Linked DNA regions of Homo sapiens: region 1 is linked to region 2. A link is an interaction called in ENCODE POLR2A ChIA-PET data of the cell type or tissue named here. Cell type or tissue: GM12878. All regions are shown on one strand. Links, peaks and the distances in the headings refer to the core of each region. The heading gives the core; the rest is flanking DNA.

Region 1 (4,392 bases), core at 169-4,168, 170 kb before region 2:
TGGGCCAGTTTCAGGTTTTTAAATGTTGTCGACTGTTTCAGTTATCTATTGCTGAGTAACAAATCACCTTAAAATCACAAATCACCAGGCCAGGCGCGGTGGCTCACGCCTGCAATCCCAGCACTTTGGGAGGCTGAGGCGGGCGGATCACGAGGTCAGGAGATTGAGACCATCCTGGCTAACACGGTGAAACCCCGTCTCTACTAAAAATACAAAAAATTAGCCGGGCGTGGTGGTGGCCGGTGCCTGTAGTCCCAGCTACTCAGGAGGCTGAGGCAGGAGAATGGTGTGAACCCAGGAGGCGGAGCTTGCAGTGAGTGGAGATTGCGCCATTGCCCTCCAGCCTGGGCAACACAGCGAGACTCCCATCACACACACACACACACAAAAATCACACATCCCCTTAATTAGTGGCTAAAATAGCAATGATGTATTATTTATGTTTTTTTACTATTATATATTTTTTAAAAATAGAGATGGGCTGGGTGCAGTGGCTCACGCCTATAATCCCAGCACTTTGGGAGGCCGAGGAGGGTAGATCTCCTAAGGTCAGGAGTTCTAGACCAGCCTGGTCAACATAGTGGACCCTGTCTCTACTAAAAACACAAAATTAGCCAGGCATGGTGGTGGGCACCTGTAATCCCAGCTACTCGGGAGGCTGAGGCAGGAGAATTGCTTGAACCCAGGAGGCGGAAGTTCCAGTGAGCTGAGATCAGTGTAGCCTGGGCAGCAGAGCAAGACTCCATCTCACACAAAAAAAAGAGATGGGGTCTCACTATGTTGCCCAGGCTGGTCTTGAACTCCTGGGCTCAAGTGATCTGCTCACCTATGCCTCCCAAAGGGCTGAGATTATAGGCATGACGCACCATGTCCAGCCAATGATGTATTATTTCTAATGACTTCGTTTTGGCTGGGTTCAGCTGGGCAGTTAGTTCTTCTGCTCCACTTAATACTGGCTGTGGTCACTCACATGGCTTCATTCAGCTGGGAGCTTGACAGAGGTCAGAACACTCAAGATGGCTTCATTCATAAGTCTAGTGCCTCTGCTGGGGTGGCTGGAAGGCTGGGGGTGTTGGCTGGGCCTCTCTTTTCATGGACTCTAGCCTAAGCTTCTTTCTTGAGTGGCTTGATCCCAAAACAGTGAAAATGGGAGCTGTCAGGCTTTGTAAGGCCTAGACCTAGATGTCACACATTATCATGTCCTCTACATTCCATTGGTCAAACCAAGATACATGTCTAGACCAGATTCAAGGGATAAGGAAATAAACTGTACCTCTTGGTGAAAGGCCTGACATGTATATACAGGAATGGGAGGAACTGTTGACAGCCATCTCTGCAGACAATCTACCACATGAACTAACTCATGTGTTTTTGTTTTTTGTTTTTGAGATGGAGTCTCGCCCTGTCGCCTAGGTTGGAGTGCAATGGCACGATCTCGGCTCACTGCAACCTCCGCCTCCCAGGTTCAAGCGATTCTTCTTCCTCAGCCTCCCAAGGAGCTGAGATTGCAGGTGCCCGCCACCACGCCTGGCTAATTTTTTTTTTTTTTTTTTTTTTTTTTTTTTTTGAGACGGAGTCTCGCTCTGTCGCCCAGGCTGGAGTGCAGTGGTGGAGTCTTGGCTCACTGCAAGCTCCGCCTCCTGGGTTCACGCCATTCTCCTGCCTCAGCCTCCAGAGTAGCTGGAACTACAGGTGCCTGCCACCACGCCTGGCTAATTTTTTTTTGTATTTTTAGTAGAGATGGGGTTTCATCATGTTGGCCAGGCTGGTCTCAAACGCCTGACCTTGTGATCTGCTGGCCTCAGCCTCCCAAAGTGCTGGGATTACAGGCGTGAGACACTGCGCCTGGCCTAGCTCATGCTTTTAAATAACGTATCTGTAGCTCAGTTTAGCCCAAGGTTGCAACTTCCTTTTTTTTTTTTTTTGAGACAGAGTATCTCTCTGTCGCCAGCCTGGAGTGCAGTGACCTGATCTCAGCTCACTGCAACTTCCATCTCCTGGGTTCAAGCAATTCCCTGCCTCAGCCTCCCAAGTAGCTAGGATTACAGGCGCCCACCACCATGCCTGGCTAATTTTTGTATATATATATTTTTTAGTAGAGACGGGGTTTCACCATCTTGGCCAGGCTAGTCTTGAACTCCTGACCTTGTGATCCACCTGCCTCAGCCTCCCAAAGTGCTGGGATTACAGGCGTGAGCCACCACACCCAGCCTCCTTTTATTTTTTTAATTTAAATTTTATTTTTTTGAGACAGAATCTTGCTGTGACGCCCAGGCTGGAGTGTAGTGGAGCAATCAGGGCTCACTGCAAACTCTGCCTCCTGAGTTCAAGCAATTCTCCTGTCTCAGCCTCCCGAGTAACTGGGATTGCAAGTGCCCACCACCACACCAGCTAATTTTTTGTATTTTTTGTATTTTTTTTTTTTTTAGTAGAGTAGGGGTTTTACCATGTTGGCCAGGCTGGTCTCGAACTCCTGACCTCAGGAGATTTGCCCGCCTCGGCCTCCCAAAGTGCTGGGATTACAGGTGTGAGCCACCGTGCCCGGCCATGCCCAACTAATTTTTGTGTTTTGTTTGTAGAGACGGGGTTTTGCCATGTTGACCAGTCTGGTCACAAACTCCTGGCCTCAAGTGATCCACCCGCCTCAGCCTCCCAAAGTGTTGGGATTACAGGCATGAGTAACCATGCCCAGCACAACTTTTTTTTTTTTTTTTTAAGACAAGGTCTCACTGCTGTCACCCAGGCAGGTGTGCAGTGGCACTATCACAGCTCATTGCAGACTCAACCTCTCAGGCTCAGGTGATCCTCCCACCTCATTTTTAGATTTTTTTTTTTTTTTTTTGTAGGGATGGGGTCTTACTATGTTGCCCAGGCTGGTCTGGAACTCCTGGGCTCAAGCAATACTCCTGCCTCGGTCTCTTAAAGTGTTGGGATTACAGGCGTGAGCCACTGCTCTGGGCCAAGGTTGCAACTTCTACTTGAAACTTTCAGGGAATTCACCTGGAAATGCAGGGGCTTTTTTTTTTTTTTTTTTTTTTTTTTTTTTTTTGAGACAGAGTCTCACTTTGCTGCCCAGGCTGGAGTGCGGTGGTGCGATCTTGGCTCACTGAAACCTCTGCCTCCCAGGTTCAAGCGATTCTCCTGCCTCAGCCTCCCAAGTAGCTGGGACTATAGGTGTGCACCACCATGCCTGGCTAATTTTGTATTTTTAGTAGAGACGAGGTTTCACCATGTTGGCCAGGCTGGTCTCGACCTCTTGACCTCAGGTGATCCTACTTTGGGATTGTTTCCACCCATCAGCCTGAATCCCAAAGCTGCCTAGTTCCTAACCTGAAGGGAAGAAGGCCAGGTGATTGGCTGGGTGCAGTGACTCACACTTGTAATCCCAGCACTTTGGGAGGCCAAGGCAGGCGGATCACCTGAGGTCAGGAGTTCGAGACCAGCCTGGCCAACATGGCGAAACCCCCCATCTCTACTAATAATAATAAAAAAAATTAGCCAGAAAAGAAGACCAGGTGATTAATGAGATCTCTTTATTTTATTTTTAGAGGGAGTCTCACTTTGTCACCCAGGCTGGAGTGCAGTGGTGCAATCTCGGCTCACTGCAACCTCTGCCTCCTGGGTTCAACTGATTCTTCTGCCACAGCCTCCCTAGTAGCTGGGATTACAGGCACATGCCACCACAGCCTTTTAGTAGAGACAGGGTTTCCCCATGTTGGCCAGGCTGGTCTCAAACTTCTGACCTCAAGTGATCTGCCCTCCTCGGCCTCCCAAAGTGCTGGGAATACAGGCGTGAGCACCGCGCCTGGCCTATTTTATTTTATTTTATTTTTTTGAGACAGAGTCTTGCTCAGTTGCCCAGGCTGGAGTACAGTGGCATGATCTCAGCTCACTGCAACCTCCCTGGTTCAAGCAATTCCCCTGCCTCAGCTTCCCAAGTAGCTGGGATTACGGGCACATGCCGCCACGCGTGGCTACCTTTTTTGTATTTTTAGTAGAGACAGGGTTTCACCATGTTGGCCAGACTGGTCTTGAACTCCTGACCTCAAGTGATCTGCCCTCCTCTGCCTCCCAAAGTGCTGGGATTACAGGCGTGACCCACTACGCCCCGCCCATTTTATTTTTTGGAGACAGAGTCTCACTCTGTTGCCCACGCTGATGTGCAGTGGCACAATCATAGCTCACTGCAGCCTTGATTGCCTGGGCTCAAGGGATCCTCCTGACTCAGCCTCCTGAGTAACTGGGACTACAAATATGAGCCACCATGCTGGCTAATTTTTGAATTTTTTTGTAGAGACAGGGGCTTGCTATGTTGCCCAGGCTGGTATCGAACTTTTGGCCTCAAGTGATTCTCCCACCTTGGCCTCCTAAAGCTCTGGAATTATAGCTGTG
Region 2 (4,392 bases), core at 149-4,148:
CTCAAAAAAAAAATTATATATATATATACACACAAAAAAATTAGTCAGGTGTGGTGGTGGTGTGTGCCAGTAGTCCCAGCTACACAGGAGGCTGAGACTGGAAAATCACTTAAGCCCAGGATGCGGAGGTTGCAGTGAGCCGAGATTGTGCCACTGCACCCCGGCCTGGGCAACAGAGTAAGACCCTGTCTCAAAAACAAAAAAAAAAAAAAGAAAGGAAATAACAACAATAAAGCAATTATATGTTAATATAAATGACAGTTTTGTAAAAAGTAACTATCCTTTCCAAAACAAAAACATTTAGTGAGAAAAATGACTTTGTTTTGCATTTTTGCAAATCTCTTTAATATCTGACTTAATTGAAAAATCTTCATTCTCATATCTGTTTCTGCATTCGATCTATCAGAATACATTGTTTTGGTTGGAGTATGTGAAGAAAATTCATGTCAGTAAGATATGTAGTTAGAAAAAAGAGACTTTAAATAGCCTTTTGTGGGTATTCTTTGATAGCACATCGACTGGACAAGCAGCAGTTTCTCAAAGCAATGTAGAATCTGAAACCATAGCAATGACATATTCATACTGTTACATTAAAACTCATTGTTCCGGCTGGGCGCCGTGGCTCATGCCTGTAATCCCAGCACCTTGGGAGGCTGAGGCCAGACGTATTACATGAGGCCAGGAGTTTGAGACTAGACAGGCCAACATGACAAAACCCCGCCTCTACTAAAAATACAAAAATTAGCTGGGTTTGGTGATGCACATCTCTAATTCTAGCTACTTGGGAAGCTGAGGCACAAGAATTGCTTGAACCCGGGAGGCAGAGGTTGCAGTGAACCGAGATTTTGCCACTGAACGTCAGCCTGGGTGACAGAGCAAGACTCTGTCTCAAACAACAAAACAAAACAAAAGCCATTGCTCTCTCTTGTCCCCCCACTTTTTTTTTTAAGACAGGGTTTCACTCTGTCACCCAGGCTAGGGTACAGTGGCTTGATCATAGCTCATTGCAACCTCAGACTCCTGAGCTCAAGCAATCCTCCTGTCTCAGCCTCCTTAGTAGCTGGAACTATAGGTGTGTGCCACCACACCTGGCTAATTTTTTATTTTTTAAAATAAAGATGGGGTCTTGCTATGTTGCCCAGGCCGGTCTCCAGCTCTTCGCCTCTAGTGATCCTCCCACCTCTACCTGCCAAAGTGTTGGGATTACAGGCATGAGCCACTATACTCAGCCCTGTCTTGTACCTTAAGTGAATCTTTTATGTGAGTGTAGTTCTGTAACATTATGCATTTGTCATTTGGAAAGTACTGATAGAGTTATGCAGATCATCCAATTTTTGACACATTTTGTTAGACAATATTGAAAAATCATGTGTGTTAATATCACTACTAATCTCATAAGAAAATTGTTTAAGTAAGGCTGGGCACGGTGACTCATGCCTGTAATCCCAGCACTTTGGGAGGCCGAGGTGGGTACATCACCTGAGGTCAGGAGTTCAAGACCAGCCTGGCCAACATGGTGAAACCCCATCTTTACTAAAAATACAAAAATTAGCCAGGTGTGGTGGCGTGTGCCTGTAATTCCAGTTACTCAGGAGGCTGAGGCAGGAGAATTGCTTGAACCCAGGAGGCAGAGGTTACAGTGAGCTGAGATTATGTCATTGCACTCCAGCCTGGGTGACAGAGCAAGACTCCATCTCACACAAAAAAAAAAAAAAGAAAAGAAAGGAAAAAAAAAGTGTTTAAGTACTTAGAAGCTTGTTAAGCTCACAATGGTGGATACACATTTTCCAAAATTCTAACTTTTGCTTGAAAGCTCAAATTTTATCATTGGCAACAAATGCTGTCAGTTGCTTTTATGGAGTGACAGTTTCACTTTATTTATTGTTAAGAAATGTCTGCTAAATACCAGTCGGAATAACCATAGTTTGTCAGTCTTTCAAGTAAAAATGGTGTTCTATGAAAAAAGCAGCTAGTTTGGCTGACAACTCAGACAATCACACAAGCGCTTTTCCTTAGAGAAGCCCATCATCCTTTGGTAAGCAGCAGAAGTGCTTTCTACATACTCCTCCTTTCATCACACAAAATATCAAGCATAGAAAGATATATACTGCTCACAGATTGAGAGTTAATAAAAGTATTTTTTACTGTTCCATCAAGGTCATTCATAAATGAAATGTTTTTAAATTGCAAATACATGGCAATGAAGAATACAATGCTAGCCTGGGCAACATACTGAGACACCGTCTCTACAAAAAATAAAAAAATAGCCGATGTGGTGGTACGTGCCTGTAGTTCCAGCTAATTGGAGGCTGAAGTGGGAGGATCGCTTGAGCCCAGGATGTCAAGGCTGCAGTGTCAGGGAGGAAAAACGTTTTGTCTGCACTCAGGTTCATTGATTAGAGGTCTGTGAATTAAACTGACAAAGGACAGAATAACAGGAGAAAAGGCACACAACTTTTATGAATATTTACCTGCATGAGAGTTCACAGAAAAGAACTGAAACTCAAAGAAGTCATTAGACATGGGGACTTACACAACATTTTAACAAAGGAAAGAGGGTTTGGGCATCAAGGGTGACAAATTGTGGGGAAGTGGCTAGGAAATATATGGGGGAACGAATGGACGATAGAGGTTATTTTAGTAAGGTCTGTTTATGCAAAATCATCTTGGTATTCACAAAGGGAAATTTATGCCCTGTTTTTTGCAGCTAAGAGGAAAGCAGAGAACTCATCCTGCAACTGTTGATTCCCAGTTGCATTCCACTCAAAATAGTTCTTCTGCCAAAGTGGCTTATTTTGGAGTGGCATATTTTGATCCTCTCAGGCACTACTGCCTTAACTTGTGTTGAAGCAATGACACGTTCACTCGCCATTGCTCTCAAGCAGTCAGTCAAATGATAACACATCATTTGAATGAAAAGGGCATAGAATGTCTGAGTATTACTATAAACATAGTTTTGACCTTGCAGATCTCTAAGTATCTTGGGGACCTCCAGGGTCCATAGGCCATACTTTGACAACACTGCTGTTCCGTATTGTATTACTTGTTTACTTACTTTAACCAACAAATAAATAATTTTTTCAGACAGGATCTTGCTCTGTTACCCAGACTGGTGTGCACTGGCATAATCATAACTCACTGCAGCCTTGACCTCCCGGGCTCCATTGATCCTCCTGCCTCAGCCTCCTGAGTAGCTGGGGCTACTGGTGCATGCCACCATGCCCAGCTAATTTTTGTATTTTTTGTAGAGTTGGGGTTTCACCATGTTGCCCAGGCTGATCAGAAATTCCTGGGCTCAAGTAATCCTCCCACCTGGCCTCCCAAAGTGTTCAGATTACAGGTGTGAGCCACCACACCCAAATAAACAATTTTAAAGCACCTCTTCCATGGCTCTCTACTGCTGAGTGTAAAGTACAGATGCCTTGGCCTAAGATCCAAAGCCTTAAGTGACTGGCCTTTGCCTCTTTGCCACTGGCATGTCCTCGCTCTTTATCCAAACACAGGTCAAGCCACAGAAGTTACTGGGATTCCCAGAACGTATTTGCATGCGTTTCTGTCCCTGCGTCCATCTCCATTTTCTCCCAAGCATTCTTTAAGCCCAAGTACCACAGTCAATCTCTCTGACTCCTCCAAGAAAAGGCCATTGCAGCCATGATTAGTGAAGGGCTGCAGATACACAAGTAAGGTGGGATGCACTGCAACTCACCTAGCATCCTCCCAGGGCTTACTCTGCCATAGGATCTCTGGTGCCAGACCTAAAAATGTGTGCGGAAGGAATGGAGGCAGGTGCTGGGGAGAGGGGAGGCCTGCCAGGAATTCTAGAATGCACCAAAAAAGGCCACTTCCTTCTGTTGCCAAGGTCCTGGGTCTCTATGCTTTAGGGCAAGGGTGTCTGGGGATGGTCCTTGTGAGGGGCAACTGGGGACCCTAGTGGGGCAGGCCTAGGGCTGCCAGATAAAATATAGAAAGCTTAGTTAAAATTAGATTTAAGATAACAAATACTCTTTTAGTATAAGTATATCCCAAATACTGCATAGAACCTCCTCATCCTAAAAAAAAATTCAATGTTTATCTGAAATTCAAATGTAATGGAGTCCTGTATTGTTGTTTGGTAAATCTGGCAATCCCGTGTAGGCCTTTGCTATTCAGCTCGCTGAGCAAAGTGGCCCCTCTTCACTTACCTTGCCACCTACCAGACCTGCCCAGACCTGGTCCTGGCTGCCTCCAGGCAGCACAGCCCACTGAAAGGAACCCTTTCCGTCCCAAAGCTGCCCAGAGCCTGAGAACAGAAGCAAACTGCGCGCTTGGATGGATATGGCGGATTAGGCTATGCCTTTGGAGAACTAACTCCTCTCGGAGAAGGGGGCTCTCTCTCACAGCCAGGACCTTCTG

What was found. ChIA-PET counts read pairs that join two places held together with the same protein. Peaks named below come from ENCODE experiments on the same cell type or tissue, not always from the same donor. Only the 100,000 strongest peaks of a DNase experiment are listed, where the experiment ranks them.
Region 1: POLR2A ChIA-PET joins it to region 2 with 8 read pairs; 2 of 35 experiments call an interaction of 5 or more read pairs at or near these places.

What each region holds. Positions count from the first base shown.
Region 1 is chr15:74,966,609-74,971,000 of GRCh38, forward strand. No RefSeq gene overlaps it. Among named protein-coding and RNA genes, the nearest start is that of RPP25, 12 kb to the left of the region's middle. In GM12878, for the core only: no CTCF peak of the experiment used is centred there; no DNase peak of the experiment used is centred there.
Region 2 is chr15:75,133,776-75,138,167 of GRCh38, forward strand. All of the region lies in intron 1 of LOC124903530 (a long non-coding RNA gene), which reads left to right. Among named protein-coding and RNA genes, the nearest start is that of C15orf39, 66 kb to the right of the region's middle. In GM12878, for the core only: no CTCF peak of the experiment used is centred there; a DNase peak (open chromatin) is centred at 2,496; H3K27ac peaks cover 2,172 bases.